2 separate regions of the Mus musculus genome follow, and region 2 is linked to region 1. Evidence: chromatin contacts called from ENCODE POLR2A ChIA-PET data. All regions are on one chromosome and are shown on one strand. The core of a region is the stretch at or near the end of the contact, and the rest is flanking DNA. Distances in the headings are between cores, read along the strand shown.

Region 1 (7,177 bases), core at 3,052-5,551:
CACACACGAAAGTGAAAGGAGTGTTAGTTCTGAAAACCAGAAAGATTAGAGGAAGTGGGAACAGGACAAGAGGGTAATGGAGGGTGACTGTGATTGAAGTACTCTATTTATATATATGAAAGTGTCATAGTGAAACTCAGGTTTTTTTTTTTTGGTTGTTTGTTTTTTTTTTTCAAGACAGGGATTATTTATTTATTTATTTAGGTTTTTCGAGACAGGGTTTCTCTGTGTAGCCCTGGCTGTCCTGGAAGTCACTTTGTAGACCAGGCTGGCCTCGAACTCAGAAATTCACCTGCCTCTGCCTCCCAAGTGCTGGGATTAAAGGCCTGCGTCACCACACCCAGCGAAACTCACTATTTTTAATTAGTTTATACTTTAAAAAATGAAATGTTTTACTAGGCACTGACTTTTGCTAGGTAAGGCAGTTTTAGTGCTCTAGGTGGCACTGTTAAAACAGTGAACCAACTCAACTAAAATGTAAATCCTGTGGAAGTTTCCTTGTAGCTGGGAAAAGTAGACATGAATAGTATTAAAGGCTGAGCGTAGCCGGGCGTGGTGGCACACGCCTTTAATCCCAGCACTCAGGAGGCAGAGGCAGGCAGATTTCTGCGTTCGAGGCCAGCCTGGTCTACAGAGTGAGTTCCAGGACAGCCAGGGCTACACAGAGAAACCCTGTCATTAAAACCAAAAAAAAAAAAAAAAAAAAAAGGCTGAGTGTGTCCTGGAAGAGGGCCTGGTGCATTTCAGAGCAGCAGGGACTATGCAGAGTTAGACTGGAAAGAGGCAGAAAGTGGTAGGTGAGGCTGGAGGGGAAATGGGACAAGGTCAGGGGAGCATGGGAGGCCCCAGGGTGTTTCCTGGGGGGGGGTTCTGAAAATGCTCTGGGGAGAACAAAAAACAAAATGTAGCCGGCAGTGGTGGCACAAGCCTTTAATCCCAGCACTTTGGAGGCAGGGGCAGGCGGATTTCTAAGTTCAAGGCCAGCCTGGTCTACAAAGTGAGTTTCAGGACAGACAGGGCTACCAGAGAAACCCTGTCTTGAAAAAAACAAAAACAAAACCCAATATGTAAAGTAGAACTCTGCCCCACAGCCTGAGCTTTTGTCCAGGAAACCACTCCCTTTGTCACAGTCAATGGTCAAGAAGCCAGCTTGCTGTCACCCATATTTTAAGAAGCCAAATTGAGAGTCCAAGCAACCACCCAGGAAGCAAAACAGTTGCATCAGTGAGCCCAGTGACAGGGGCTGTGTTAGTAACTGACAGGTGTCTCCTGTCCTTGCCTGTAAGTTAGGACAAGCTAGAGAAAGACAAATATGTCCCTGTTGTGATTATGTTATGTCAGAAACAGATATGTGTGCCTTTCCACAATGTCAGAGCTTATTGGATAACCAACTAATTCACAAGCTACACAGTTTTTTTGGTTATGATTAGCAAAATAGTCCCAGTTGCCCTTTATAGCCAGCCACTAGCAAGCAGGAGTTCTTTTATTCCAAACTTACTTATTGACATTCCATTTACTTACTTTATTTATTCACCGTGTGTGTGCACGTGCATATGCCACACTGTGCATGTAAAGGCTGGAAGACAACTTGTGGAAGTCTGTCCTCTCCTACTATGTGGGGTCGGGGGTCAAACTCTGATCCTCATTCTTGGCAGCAATCTCCTTTACCTACTGAGCCTGCTCCCCAGCCTCTTCATCACTAATGCTAACTCTCAGATCACACATTAACGCTTCGCAGAATAGTATGCAAATGCGCAGTTTTCAGAATGGCTAAGAACGGGCTGGAAAGGCTGTAGAGTTCAGTTCAGAGAGGTTGTGCAAAGAGCTGATACAGGAAGCTGGAGAAAGCGCTCAGCAGTTGGGACTGCACACACAACCCTTTCGTACGGCAAGAAGCATCTGCCTATATATGGCCTCTGTTCCCAGATGCTGGGACAGAGCTCTTCAAAGCCAGGGGTGTCTTTGCTTATTTATAAGAAAGAAGCCCTTTTCACACTGGAGTTTAACTTAATAAAGTGGCTATTTAAAGGAGCAGGATGCTCACCAGGAAGAAGTGGGGTTTGTTTTTTTTGTTTTGTTTTGTTTTGTTTTCAAAACAGGGTTTCTCTGTATTGCCTGGCTGTCCTGGACCTCACTCTGTAGACCAGGCTGGCCTCACTCAGAAATCCGATTGCCTCTGCCTCCCAAGTGCTGGGATTAGAGGTGTGCGCCACCACACCCGGCTTGGAAGAAGTGTTTTAAATTAGGACTTTCCCTGTGACGTCTAGGGAAGGGAGAGGGACAGGGATGAGTTCACTTGCCAGTGACAAATGTTTTATGGGGCCATGCAAACAGTATAGAACTCTCTCTCTAAAAACAAACCAACAAAGAAAACCTCTAAATAATGAGGTCTGGAGAACTTCCAGGCCAGTAGATTCATGGTGATGTTGGGAGGGGTTGTGCCTTGAACAGGTGTGCTAGTTAGTTTTATGTCAACTTGATAGAAGCTAGAGTCATCTGAGAGGAGACAACCTTAGTGAGCAATCCCTTCTATAAGATCAGGCTTTAGGCAAGCCTGTAGGGCATTTCTTAATTGATGATTGATGTGGGAGGGCCCAGCCCATTGTGGACAGGGCCACCCCTAGGCTGCTGGTCGTGGATGCTCTGAGTCTGAGCAAGTCACTAAGCAGCACTCCTCCATGGCCTCCTACGCTGCTAGAGTTCCTGCCCTCGCCTTTTTCAGTAACAAACAGTGATGTGGATGTGGAAGTGTAAGAGTAAGCAGAGTAAACCCTTTCCTTCCCATGCTGCTTTTGGTCAAGATGATTATCACAGCCATAGAAACAAACCCCCAGGACAATTGAGGGAGGAGGCAAGGAAGCCCTCCCTCTGTGTGTGCCTCCCATTTGGCTGTTCAAAGTCACATCTTTTACACAAACCAGTAAGCTGTAAAGAACATGTTTTGTTTTCTGTGAACTAGCAAATCATCAAGTCTGAGAAGCCGGATTGTCTTAGGTTAAGGAGAAATGCCGGAACTGATATTTGACCCTGGTTGGTGGGGCCAAGCCCTTAAGACCTTGAAGCTGAGCCGGGTGGTGGTGGCGCACGCCTTTAATCCCAGCACTTGGGAGGCAGAGACAGGTGATTTCTGAGTTCGAGGCCAGCCTGGTCTACAGAGGGAGTTCCCGGACAGCCAGGGCTACACAGAGAAATCTTGTCTCAAAAAACAAAAACAAAACAAAAGGCCTTGAAGCTGAAAGCCTTCTCCAGGTAGTTATCATTAGAATGGAACTGAGCTTCAGGGTGAGCTGTCCAAGAATCAGAAGATCGCTTGTTGGAAGTGAGAGTGTTCATTTGGCCTGTGCAGTCATTTCTAATGCCTAGCCCGGAGCTGCAAAGACACCTTCACAGCTCCCTCAGGCTGCCCCTTTAAGGTGACCACAGTCTCTCTCCTACTCCTAGTCCCTGAGAACAACTCACCCTCGTCAGTGAATCAGTTCTTTCACCCCACTGGTATATAAATAGATTCCTGTCCATAGTGTTCTTTGATACAATTTCACTCAGCATTTTCTCAGGAGGCCCACCCACCAAAGCTGAGTTCATTCTTCATTGTTGAGTAGCAAGCAGTCTTGGATGTGAACGAACCAGTGTGCTTACCTACTTACATTTGGGAAAATATCCAAGTATTTTATTTATTGGGGGCTATTACAAATAAAGCTGCTGTGAACATTGTGTCCAGGTCCTACTGGGGAAATAAATGTCATTTTCTCTGGGATAAATGTGAGACACTGGAACTGCTGGGCCTTCTGGTAAATCCGTTTTTAGTTTTAAAAAGAACCGGTTGTTTTGAAACTTGAGTCAAATGGAAGTATGACTAGAAAGAGGAGAGGGGGCGTGACTAAGGACTGTCACGCACTGGAACAGTGCAGTGCATGGGGGGATGGGGGGGGTGGTGGCAGCCAGCCACTCCAGAGGAAGCAAGTGTGACTCAAGCTGCTGAGAAGTGAAAAAAATCCTCAAGACACTGTTAGCTAGGGACATTGCCTCAGAGGGTATCAGGAGTCAGGCAGAGGACATGCGTGTGGGTGGAAAACCCTTTGATTATTTGCATATGTGAAAAGTCATTCTGAGTCTGTTGAGAGCCACAGGAGAGCTGTCAGTTACATCGTAACAGGAAGGTTACTTTGTAGCAGGAAGAGGCAGGATTTACTAAAGCGGTCAGAGTTGAGGTCAGAGGCAAGTTAGAAACGGAATTCCAGTGGCAAGCTCTTCCTGAGAAAGACAAGACCAGCTGTTCTCCTGGGCAGAAAATGTGGGGGTGAAGCAAGACTGTGCCCTTCCTGGCTATGCAGGAGAAAGGCTGGGAGACAGGGAGCACCACTTGGCAGGAGCACACATACCCTGCAGCTCCTGCCTGCTTGTGCATCGGAAGCACACTGGTTCCCTAGAATAGCTGCCAAAACTGTGTGTTACCTGGCCCCAGGGCTGCTGCAGACGAGGCAGGAACCAAGACTCTGCTCTCCAGGCAAAGAAGAAAATTTTGACACCTTTGCCCTGTAGGTGAGACAGGAACTCTGTCTCAGGCACAGAAACACTGTTGGGAATCCCACCTTCTAAGACCAAAAACATAGGCTCTTAGGAAGCTGGGCCGGAAGAAGCCAGCAGCACCCAGAAGCACCCTACTGGCTCCAAACACAGTGACCCACATCCACACCCAGCTTCTACAAGGCTTGCACAAGTGAGTAACTGTAACCACACTTACCACTAGTGGGAGAGCAAGAGGAGAATGTGGCACAAATTAACCTCAGACTTGGGGCAGAAGGGTTGGAAGTTTGAAGTCAGTTTGGGTTGTTTTGAAAGATAAAGTTGCCGGGTGTGGTGGCACACGCCTTTAATCCCAGCACTCGGGAGGCAGAGGCAGGCGGATTTCTGAGTTCGAGGCCAGCCTGGTCTACAAAGTGAATTCCAGGACAGCCAGGACTATACAGAGAAACCCTGTCTCAAAAAAACAAAAACAAAAACAAAACAAAACAAAAAGAAGAAAGAAAGCTAAAGTTATATAAACAAGAGCCAAAGGGAAAGCAGTCCAAAGGCAGTGAGAAGTAGACTTTGGAGTGACCTGGAGGGCAGAAGTTCAAGGGGTGAGCTCGTCAAAGGAGACAACAGTTCCCAAGGTATGTGCACGGGAGAACAGTGTCTCAGGAAACAGACAGTTAAAACCATGGAGCTGAGAGACAGAAGGGAGAGTCCCCTCTCCGCACAGTAAAAAGCAAGTGCGCAAAATTGGAGTGGTTATGGGTCATTGGGTAACTTGAAGAGCACTAACCAATTTAATCTGATGATAATTTATCCGTGAGACTTTCCACCCAACAACAGCAAAACCCACATTCTTTCCAAGTGAATTGTAGTCTTCACTCAGACCACATTCTGAGCCATAAATCAAACCTTGGTGAATTAAAAATAATTGGAATCATTTGAAATATATTCTATCATGATAACTAAGCTATAAATCAGTCACAGAAAAATATCTGGGAAGCTCCCAAGGATTTGGAAATCAAACAACAGGCCTCTAAAATAACTTATGGTTCTAAGAAGAAATTAGGAGAGAATATTAGAAATATTTTAATTAAGTGAGAATAATAATACAATTTGTCAAAATGTGCAGAGCACAATTTAAAGCCATGTTTAAGAAAAATATTTTCAAAATAGAGAACATGGGATGCTGGAGAGATGACCTTGGTGTGGTTCTCAGCATCCACATGGCAGCTCCCAACCATCTTTGATTATAGTTCTAGAGAATCTGATACCCTCTTCCAGCCTTCTCTGGCACTGCACACACACAGTGCATAGACATTACATTCAGGCAAGAAATCCATACACTTAAATATATAAAGAAAAGGAAATATCTGTGATTTTGTTTAAATAAGTATTTCTTTGATAGGACAACACAAAAACAAAATCCCACAGTATATAGCAGAAAAAAATAATCTGATACAATGCTTCTCACTAAAATTAAAACCATTGCTCTTTAAGAATTATAGTCAGGGGCTGGAAAGATGGCTCAGTGGTTAAGAGCACTGACTGCTCTTCTGGAGGTCCTGAGTTCAAAAATCTCAGCAACCTGTCTGGCATGGTGGCGCACGCCTTTAACCAACCACCACCACCACCACCACCAACAACAACAACAAAAAAAACAAAAACAACAACAACAAAATCCCAGCAACCATCTATAATGAGATCTGATGCCTTCTTCTGGTGTGTCTGAAGACAGCTACAGTGTACTTATGTATAATAAATAAATACTTTTAAAAAAAAAAAAAGAATTATAGTCAGGAAGTGGTAGCACACTCCTTTAGTTCCAGTACTCAGGAGATAGAAGCAAGTGGATCTCTGAGAGTTTGAGGCCAACCTGGTCTTCAGTTCAATTTTTGGGACAGTCAGAGCTACACACACACACACACACACACACACACACACACACTCATTCACAAAGAGTAAAATACAAAAAAAAAAAAAAAGCAAGTCACAGACTGACAGACTGGGATACTCACACAATGCATAACAAATAAGCACAATAATGTACTAATAAGTCAATTAAAATAGGAACTTTTGAACAGAGACTTCATTGGAGAAGAGTGTGGATGTCCCATAAGAACATAAATAGGCCAGGCGTGGTGGCACACACCTTTAATCCCAGCACTTGGGAGGCAGAGGCAGGCGGATTTCTGAGTTCGAGGCCAGACTGGTCTGTAGAGTGAGTTCCAGGACAGCCAGGGCTACACAGAGAAACCCTGTCTCAAAAAACAAAACAAAACAAAACAAAACAAAACAAAACAAAAAAGAACATAAACAGAAACCTAATAATTTTAGTCAGTAGGGGAGTAAACAGTGAGATACTGCTCCCTAGCTACCTGAACAGCTTTACAAAGATGAACCTGTGTGCTGGAAAGTGGTGGGACAATAGTCTCTGGGGAAAGTTCAGTAGTTCTTTTTTTTTTTTTTTTTCTTTGAGACAGGGTTTCTCTGTGTAGCCTTGGCTGTCCTGGAACCTACTCTGTAGACCAGACTGGCCTCGAACTCAGAAATCCACCTGCCTCTGCCTCCCAAGTGCTGGGATTAAAGGCGTGCGCCACCACTGCCTGGCCAAGTTCAGTAGTTCTAAGACAGTGAAATCTACCCTCATCGTGTGCCTCAGTGA
Region 2 (7,177 bases), core at 2,347-4,846, 38 kb after region 1:
ACCTTGCCCTAGTCTATCCTCCTCTGAACCAAATGACTTCCTTGAAAATTCACAGGCCACAGAGGGTCCCTAGGAAACACGCTGGCTCGAGGCCAGCTTTGTGCCACTTGAGGCCTCTGTTTTTGCCTCAGCCTAGAGGTGGAGCCCTCCCGGTTGAGCTTTGCTGAGATGGGGTCTTACATTCTAAGAAAAGCAGCCACTAAAGTCAAGTACTTGATAGGTAACGCCCCCCCCCCCCACACCTCTTACAAGGGGCTCCCAGGAGAGGCAAGTCAGCACAAAGCCATGGTAGACTGCTGCAGGCTATGCCAAGCTGGTGACAGAGCTCGGTGGAGGTGTTTGGCATTGTCTCATAGAAGCCCCCCCACCCCAACCCATTTTATGATTCACCCCCAGCTCCTATGGTTTTCAAAGTGGGATGCAGAGTTCGACTCAAGCCTGTGCAATGACCGGGACACAGTGATCGCTCTCCTTCCCTTCAGGCTCTCCTTCCCCTGGTCTTCAGCTTCAGGGTCCCCCAAACAGCAGCCCTTCAATCAGGCCATCTTGGCGGGAGAAATCGTTATTCAGTGCTGACAGAGACTGAGGAGCCAAGGCTGGGCTGAGCTCCAACACCCTTGAGTCCCAAAGGCTCCTTTTCACCCGACAGCCCTGGTATAGCAACCCTGGTATGGAGAAGGCAATTGCAGACAGGGCGCTGCCCCAGGGTGCACTGCGTGTGCATTGAGAACTCGGTGGAAAGCTTGACATACAGGCAGCCCTGTATGGAGAGCATCAGCAAGGGGATTCTAGGACAGCTGCGGACGGGCTGATGGCCATCCAGCACTGGCCAGACGCAACAGTTGGCCCCTGTCACAGTAACAGCACATGTGGAAGCTGCCCATCTGGCAGAGGAAGACTACTCCACCCTGACCCTTGTGTGCAGATGACATGGCCTTCCCAAGGATAGGTCATATCTTCATCCCTGGGGAGAGCCAGAGGGTGGCCTGTCTTCAGACATTTCCTGGGACTCTCCCTCAGAGCCAAGACGAGAGTGAGGTCGTGGAGCACGAGCCTGGGTTATGTTTTACAGAACATCATGAAGTACGGTGCCCTAGAGAAGTAATATTTAATGTGATGTGTTTAAAAACAAAATCAATACAAAAAATCTGCAATGAACAAATATCCCATTTCAAATAAAAAAAGGACCCATTATTGATTTTTCAGTTTGCCCCAGGTTATGGAAACATTATTGAGTCTGTTTAAAATTTGGACATATTTGTTCATAAGAGATTTTTTTTAATGCACTGAAATAGTACTAATCTTCATTACTGTGGTTTCTTTAGTGCTCAGTTGAATTTTATGCCCTGGCCAGTGGGCTCTGGCATCCCCAGCCGTGTTGGGATCACCTCAGGGGTCTGAAAATTTTGTCTGTTCTAGTGCAGCTCTTTGGCTGTTTACTCACCTCACTAAGGGCACAAGGACACTGCAGCATCTCTAGAAGCATTTTTTTTTTTTTTTTGGTTTTTCGAGACAGGGTTTCTCTGTATAGCCCTGGCTGTCCTGGAACTCAGTTTGTAGATCAGGCTGGCCTCGAACTCAGAAATCCACCTGCCTCTGCCTCCCGAGTGCTGGGATTAAAGGCGTGCGCCACCACGCCCGGCTCTAGAAGCATTCTTAAGGCCTCTTGACCCTGAAGGTCCAAGACTCCCATGATCCTTTGCCTCACTTTGTGCACAGGCATAGGGGAAATTTCTAAAAGTGTTAAGAGATTCCCTGGGAGAGGGAGAAGCAAGGGAGCAAGACTTTCCCCACTCGTCCCTAGATGACCCCAGCTAGATCTGCAAAGTACTTAAAACTTGGCTAGTCCTTCCACTATTCTCCCCAAGCCAGAGTCAAAACACAGGCCTACCAGATAGGCCTTTGACCCAGATGGATAATAGTTGGATTCAGGAGGAGAGGCACGCAGGGGCTGCATGGTCCTTGTTAAGCCACCACTGGAAGGCCTTTGATAAGAAACAAACAGGGTCCGCACCAGCAATTCACCAGTGGCCAAAATGTCGAGCCAAGGCGCTCGTGGATTGTACTCACCGCGACCATTCTGGTTGGGTCGGTACACACTACCCACGCTGAGACGGCCCTGCTGGGCGCCGTTCCGCTCCCCACCCTGGGAGGGCGCATCAGAGCTTCGCACGGGCAAGTAAGGTGGCTCCAGCACGCGGAATGGGGGCTGTGGCTCCACCGCACGCGGAGGGACGTAGGCCTCCGGTGGCACATTGGCTGCATAGGGCGGGTACCAGCCGAGGCGAGGATCGCCAGCGCCACCGTAGGTGCCACCGGCCCCCGCGGGGGCCTGCGACACGTCGGTGCTGGGATCAGGGTAGGCCTGCTCGAATCCCGGGGTGCCTTCATTGTACAGGCTGTGCGAGTAACGACGGTCAAGGCCGTCGGAAGGTTGGGGCTGAGGCTGCGGCTGGGGCTGGGGCTGGGGTTGGGGCTGGGGCACATAGGGCCTCTCTGGGGCTGGGTAAAAGCCCTGGGCCGGGTACTCGGGCTGCTCCTCGCCTCCTCCACCTCCGTAGTCCTCGTAACGCGCCCGGGGCTGGAAGGGATAGATGACCCCAGCCGAGGCTACAGCCGCTGCCCCCGCGCCCATGCCGCCGCCCGCACCACGGTAGTACACGTAGCCCTGTTCGTAGGTCCGTGACGCGGGATCGTAGTTCTCATACTGGTTTACGAAGGGCGCCTGCGGATAGGGGAACTGCTGCGGGTAGGAGGATGGCTGGCGATAGGTGGTGGCGAAGGCCGAGGCCGAAACCGAGGAGGAGGCGGAGCCCCCGTGCCGTTGCTGGGAGACGGAGGTGCGGGCCCGAGCCATGCCGGTACTGTCCCCGACGGCCACCTCTCTCCAGTTGTCGGGCACCTGGCCGAAGCCGAACGGGTGCCGCGTTTGGCCGCGCACAGTGTCCGAACCCACGCGTCCGGGCAGGGGCAGGGACGGCGCCTGCCGACGCCGGGGTCCCCCCTGACTGCGCCGCTGCGACGTTTGGGGCGCGCCTGCCAGTAGAACCCTGGAGCTAGTCTCCCCTCGTTGGGGCCCCGCGGGCACGTACTCAGAGCCCGAGTTGAGCAAGCTGTACACCTGCCCGTTGTTCTCCCACTGGATCAGCTGCCGCCAGCGTCCTGGGTCCGAGCCCTGTCCTGGCTGCGCTTGCTGCCCGTGCACCAGGACGCACAGGCAGGCACTCCACACCAGGGTCCTCAGCTGGCTGCCGGCTCCGGCCAGAGCCATAGTGGCCCTTCTGCAGAGGCCGGGTGGGCAGAGAGTGGGCCTCGGTGCGTGCTTCTCTTCCCACGGCCTCGAGGACAGGATGGCTCTTCGCCTGCCCAAGCTCTAGCTTTGTCCATCCTGGCCTTGTCCCGAGCGGGACGGCTCCTCCGATGACAGCATTTCGAGGCCAAGGGGTCAGGGCAGGGCAGGGGCGGTGCCCAGGGCTGCACGAGGCTTTCCGTAGGGCACGGGACGGGCAGGACCTCCTGGGGCCCTTACATGGCCAGCCCCACACTGGCTGGCTGCTCGCTAGGCTGGCGCTTTCCCACTCTGAATGAATAAGCAACAGGCTGAAAGTGTCTGGAGGTTTCAGAAACCTGGTCCGCCTGCTGGGGCCTCCTCCGCGGGGCCCTACGGCCCGCCGGGTTTTAGCTATGTGGCCTGTCCCACAGATCAGTGCTCCCTTAGTCCTGTAGCTTCCAGCCAAGCCACAGACCTGCCTGGGAGGAAGGGAATGAGGTAGGGCGGAGGAGGGGGCCCCTGGGGACTCAGGCCTGGTAAGTGGGGTTTCTGGCAAACATAGCAGGATTAAGATGTGGGCACTACCCTGCTGGTTCCACTCAGTCCTGGACACAGGTTTTTTTTTTTTTTAATTCCACTTTCTTCGTTGACTTCACCTCTTCCTAGGGTTCTTGGGGTGCCTTCTCCCTTCTCCAAAGCTAGTGCTAAGAGACATCCTGGTTGGTGAGACTCCCTGGGGAGATGCCCACCTCTGGCTGGGGCCACCCTGTAATTCTGCATCCTGAAGACATTGGGCGTTTGGTCCTGAGTACAAAGACACTGAACCTTCAGCTCTTCTACCAGGTCTCAGTCTACAGGCTTGGGAACTAGGATAGGTATGTCTCTCTGCTGAAGGGGACTTGGGAGCTCAGGGCAGATGCTGACATCACGTACCCCCCACCCCCTCCAGTGGCTTCTGCCCTGTGCTTCCTGAGTTGATAGCCAGAAATAATCGGAGTCTAAACATGAATAAGAAGAACCCAGCCGGTGGCAGCCTTGGATATGAGATATGCCATTGTGAGGCAAGGGGAACCTTTAACATAAAGCAGAGAGAGGGAGGCCTTGGGAGAGCCGTGGCCTGGGAATCGCATGCTCCTTCCCAACTCTGAGTTAGTGGACACATTGATCACTGGGGGATTATTCCACAGAACTCCATCTGTTCTGGCCGATTCTCTGTTCCCTCCGGGGATGTCAGGGCTAAGAAGAAAGGTAAATTTTAACTTTTACTTGGTACCTAAGAGGTTACCCTCTAAATGCTGTTCTCCAGGCTTCCCCTAGGCTGTCTTCTGTTTGGCCTTGGGAGCTGGAGGGCAAAGATTACCCCCTGAGACTTATAAACAAGACAGGAAGGATCTGTCCTCAATGCTGGATGACTCTGTTTTGTAAACTCCTGGGCCCCGTTTAAGGAGGAAACAGCCAGAATGATGCTCTTTGGGAACCAGGACCCCTCTGCCCTCCATCCTTACCAGGAAGCATCTATCAACCCACCAAACTGTGGGTTTCAGGACTGATACTTCACATATGTGTCTTGGGACACTGGATATCTTCCCCCCCCCCCCCCCCGAGACAGGGTTTCTCTGTAGCCCTGGCTGTCCTGGAACTCACTTTGTAGACCAGGCTGGCCTTGAACTCAGAAATCCACCTGCCTCTGCCTCCCAAGTGCTAGGATTAAAGGCATGCGCCACCACACCTGGCTGACACTAGATATCTTAATCTAGCCAGAAAATTGGGGGCTTGCAATAGCACTCTTGCCCGTGATATCGTAGATCCAGTGTAATGTCTGGATTCCTACAATAGTGACTGATTAGGCTGAAGACTAGCAAGTCTTGGTTCAATTGAAGCCTGGGACCTGGAGGGTTAAGCCTTCCCTCCCTCCTGCTCCCCCCCCCCCCCAGTGTTGGCCTCAGCTGCTTAGAATCCCTGGGGTCCCGTAGGTCTTTCCAGCTAGCCAGATGGGCAGCAGAGGAGAAGTGGAAACAGGCCTTAGGGTACCTTGGGCTTGGAGGGGAAGGAAGGAAGAATTGAGGGAGGATATGGGATGGGTTTGAGGTGGGAAGGGGGTTAACAGGAGCCCCTCTGGCTGGCAGGATGGGGTAGGGGGACAGGGATCAAGCACCACTGCTGCCTCAGGGTCTTGGGGTGGGGAGATCAGGGCACAGGCCATGGTTTTCAGCGCTCTGCTGGGAGCCAGCACTTGGCATGAAACCCTAGCTGGAGTTGGCCCTGCTTCTTTTTTCTTTTTTCTTAATAAGGTCGAATCAGAGTGAGTCAGAAGAGCCAAGTTTCCTGTTAGACTGTGTTTGAATAAACTGCTCTGAACAGAGCTTGGGCCTCTACACAGACTCCTTGGGCCAGGACCAGGGGCCTGCCAGACAGCACGGCTGGGGTCCCCTGGATGACTTGAGCCAGGGGCTTGGCCTAACTGGCCACTGTTAGAGGCTGTGAGCTCTCTTGTAACCTTGAGGTTTTTGCCTCTGACCTGGGGAAGGGGGGCAGATAAAACCTTTCTTGTGGCAGTGAGTGGAAGAAGTGAGGGATTATGAAAACTATCTAGCACAGCAGCGCCAGACATATGGCCATTGTTTTCTTCCTTTTGCGTCGTGGGAGAAGGGGGGGTTCATCTCTGGAGGGTAGCCCGCACCCCATTGTCTCTGTCCCTTTCTTGTTTTTAATCTGTCCTCATCTTTCCTTGCTCAGGGAAGGTTACTGTCCATCTTTCTTAAGGACAGAGTCTCTCCCTGGCATGGCACATGTCAGTTAGGCTAAGCTGGCTAACCATGGAGCCTTGGGGATCCACTCATTTTATTTTGGGCAGGGCAGGTCCCATCCTCTCTCTTTCTTGTCCTTCCCAGAGTCCAGGGGGCCAGTTTCCTACTTCTCCACATGCAAGGGAAGGACCTCGCCTCAGAAGCCACCAGTGTCTCAGCATTCCTAGGTTGAAACCTACAGCATGGGGATCTGAAGGAGACCCAGGCAGGTAGGGTGCAGGGCACAGGTCAGGTGAGGACTTGGGCCTGTCAGTCTTGTCTGAGACAGGGCCTTCTTAAGTATGGAGTCAGCTTCTTGGACAGGCCAGACCCTACTGCAGTTCCCATGCATGATTTTAAGACATAGGCATGTGACTGAGTGACTGAGGCATACTGCCAGTTCCTGGCACTAGGAACTAGTCTCAAGGGACCCAAGGAGGACTGATGGAAGGCTAAAAGAGGTTTGTCTTCTGTGTGCTCAGCTACATGCCCATGCTCCCATGGAATACCATTACCCTGTGACTCTGAGACGGAACTCCAGGACTTGGGGCTGAGGAGATGGTTCGGTGGTGTGATCATGAGGTGCTTTGTAATCGTGAAGACTCGAGATCAGCCCCCAGAACCCGTGTGAAAAGAGTTGGGCATGACAGTGCTTGCTTGTAGTCCTAGTGATAGGGAGGAGGGGATGAGCGGGTCCCTGGGGCTTCCTAGCCTAACTGGTAAGTTCCAGGCTAGGAAGAGACCCTGTCCCTAAAAAGAAAAAAAAAACAGTGGACAACATGTGTGATCATTGAATACTTGCACACATGTATAAGCACAGTGCACACATGTGCCTCCCCACCAATGTGTGCACATGCACATGTATAGACCCACAAAAGAAACTCCAGGTCTTGGAAAGTCCATGGGGGAAACAAGAAAGCACAGAGAGCCTTGCTCAGCAGAGAAAACAGAGAGGGAAAGAAGCTGTGTGATGGATGGCCCACTGCTTTGCAGAAGAGGGGACCAGGGAGCAAACTCTGCATCAGAATGCTCTTTGGTTGGAGGAATGAGGGTAAGCCACCTGATCTATCACTCACACCTGCCTGGCTGGGTCTCTTGTCCTCCCTGTCACTGATGGTTC

Evidence for each region. ChIA-PET counts read pairs that join two places held with the same protein, here RNA polymerase II (POLR2A).
Region 2: POLR2A ChIA-PET joins it to region 1 with 19 read pairs in Patski. The contact joins the promoter of Loxl1 here to the enhancer-like site in region 1. POLR2A ChIA-PET finds 5 or more read pairs at or near these places in 3 of 5 experiments (Patski and embryonic stem cell).

Annotation. Positions count from the first base shown.
Region 1 is chr9:58,271,315-58,278,491 of GRCm38, forward strand. No RefSeq gene overlaps it. Among named protein-coding and RNA genes, the nearest start is that of Stoml1, 22 kb to the left of the region's middle. Within about 2 kb of position 4,302, at least 1 of the 3 ENCODE cell types and tissues checked has a DNase peak (open chromatin) inside an H3K27ac peak, as active enhancers do.
Region 2 is chr9:58,309,616-58,316,792 of GRCm38, forward strand. Loxl1 (lysyl oxidase-like 1) reads right to left here and starts at 3,597. Exons shown (of 7, transcript NM_010729.3): 1 at 2,071-3,597. The coding sequence starts at 3,271.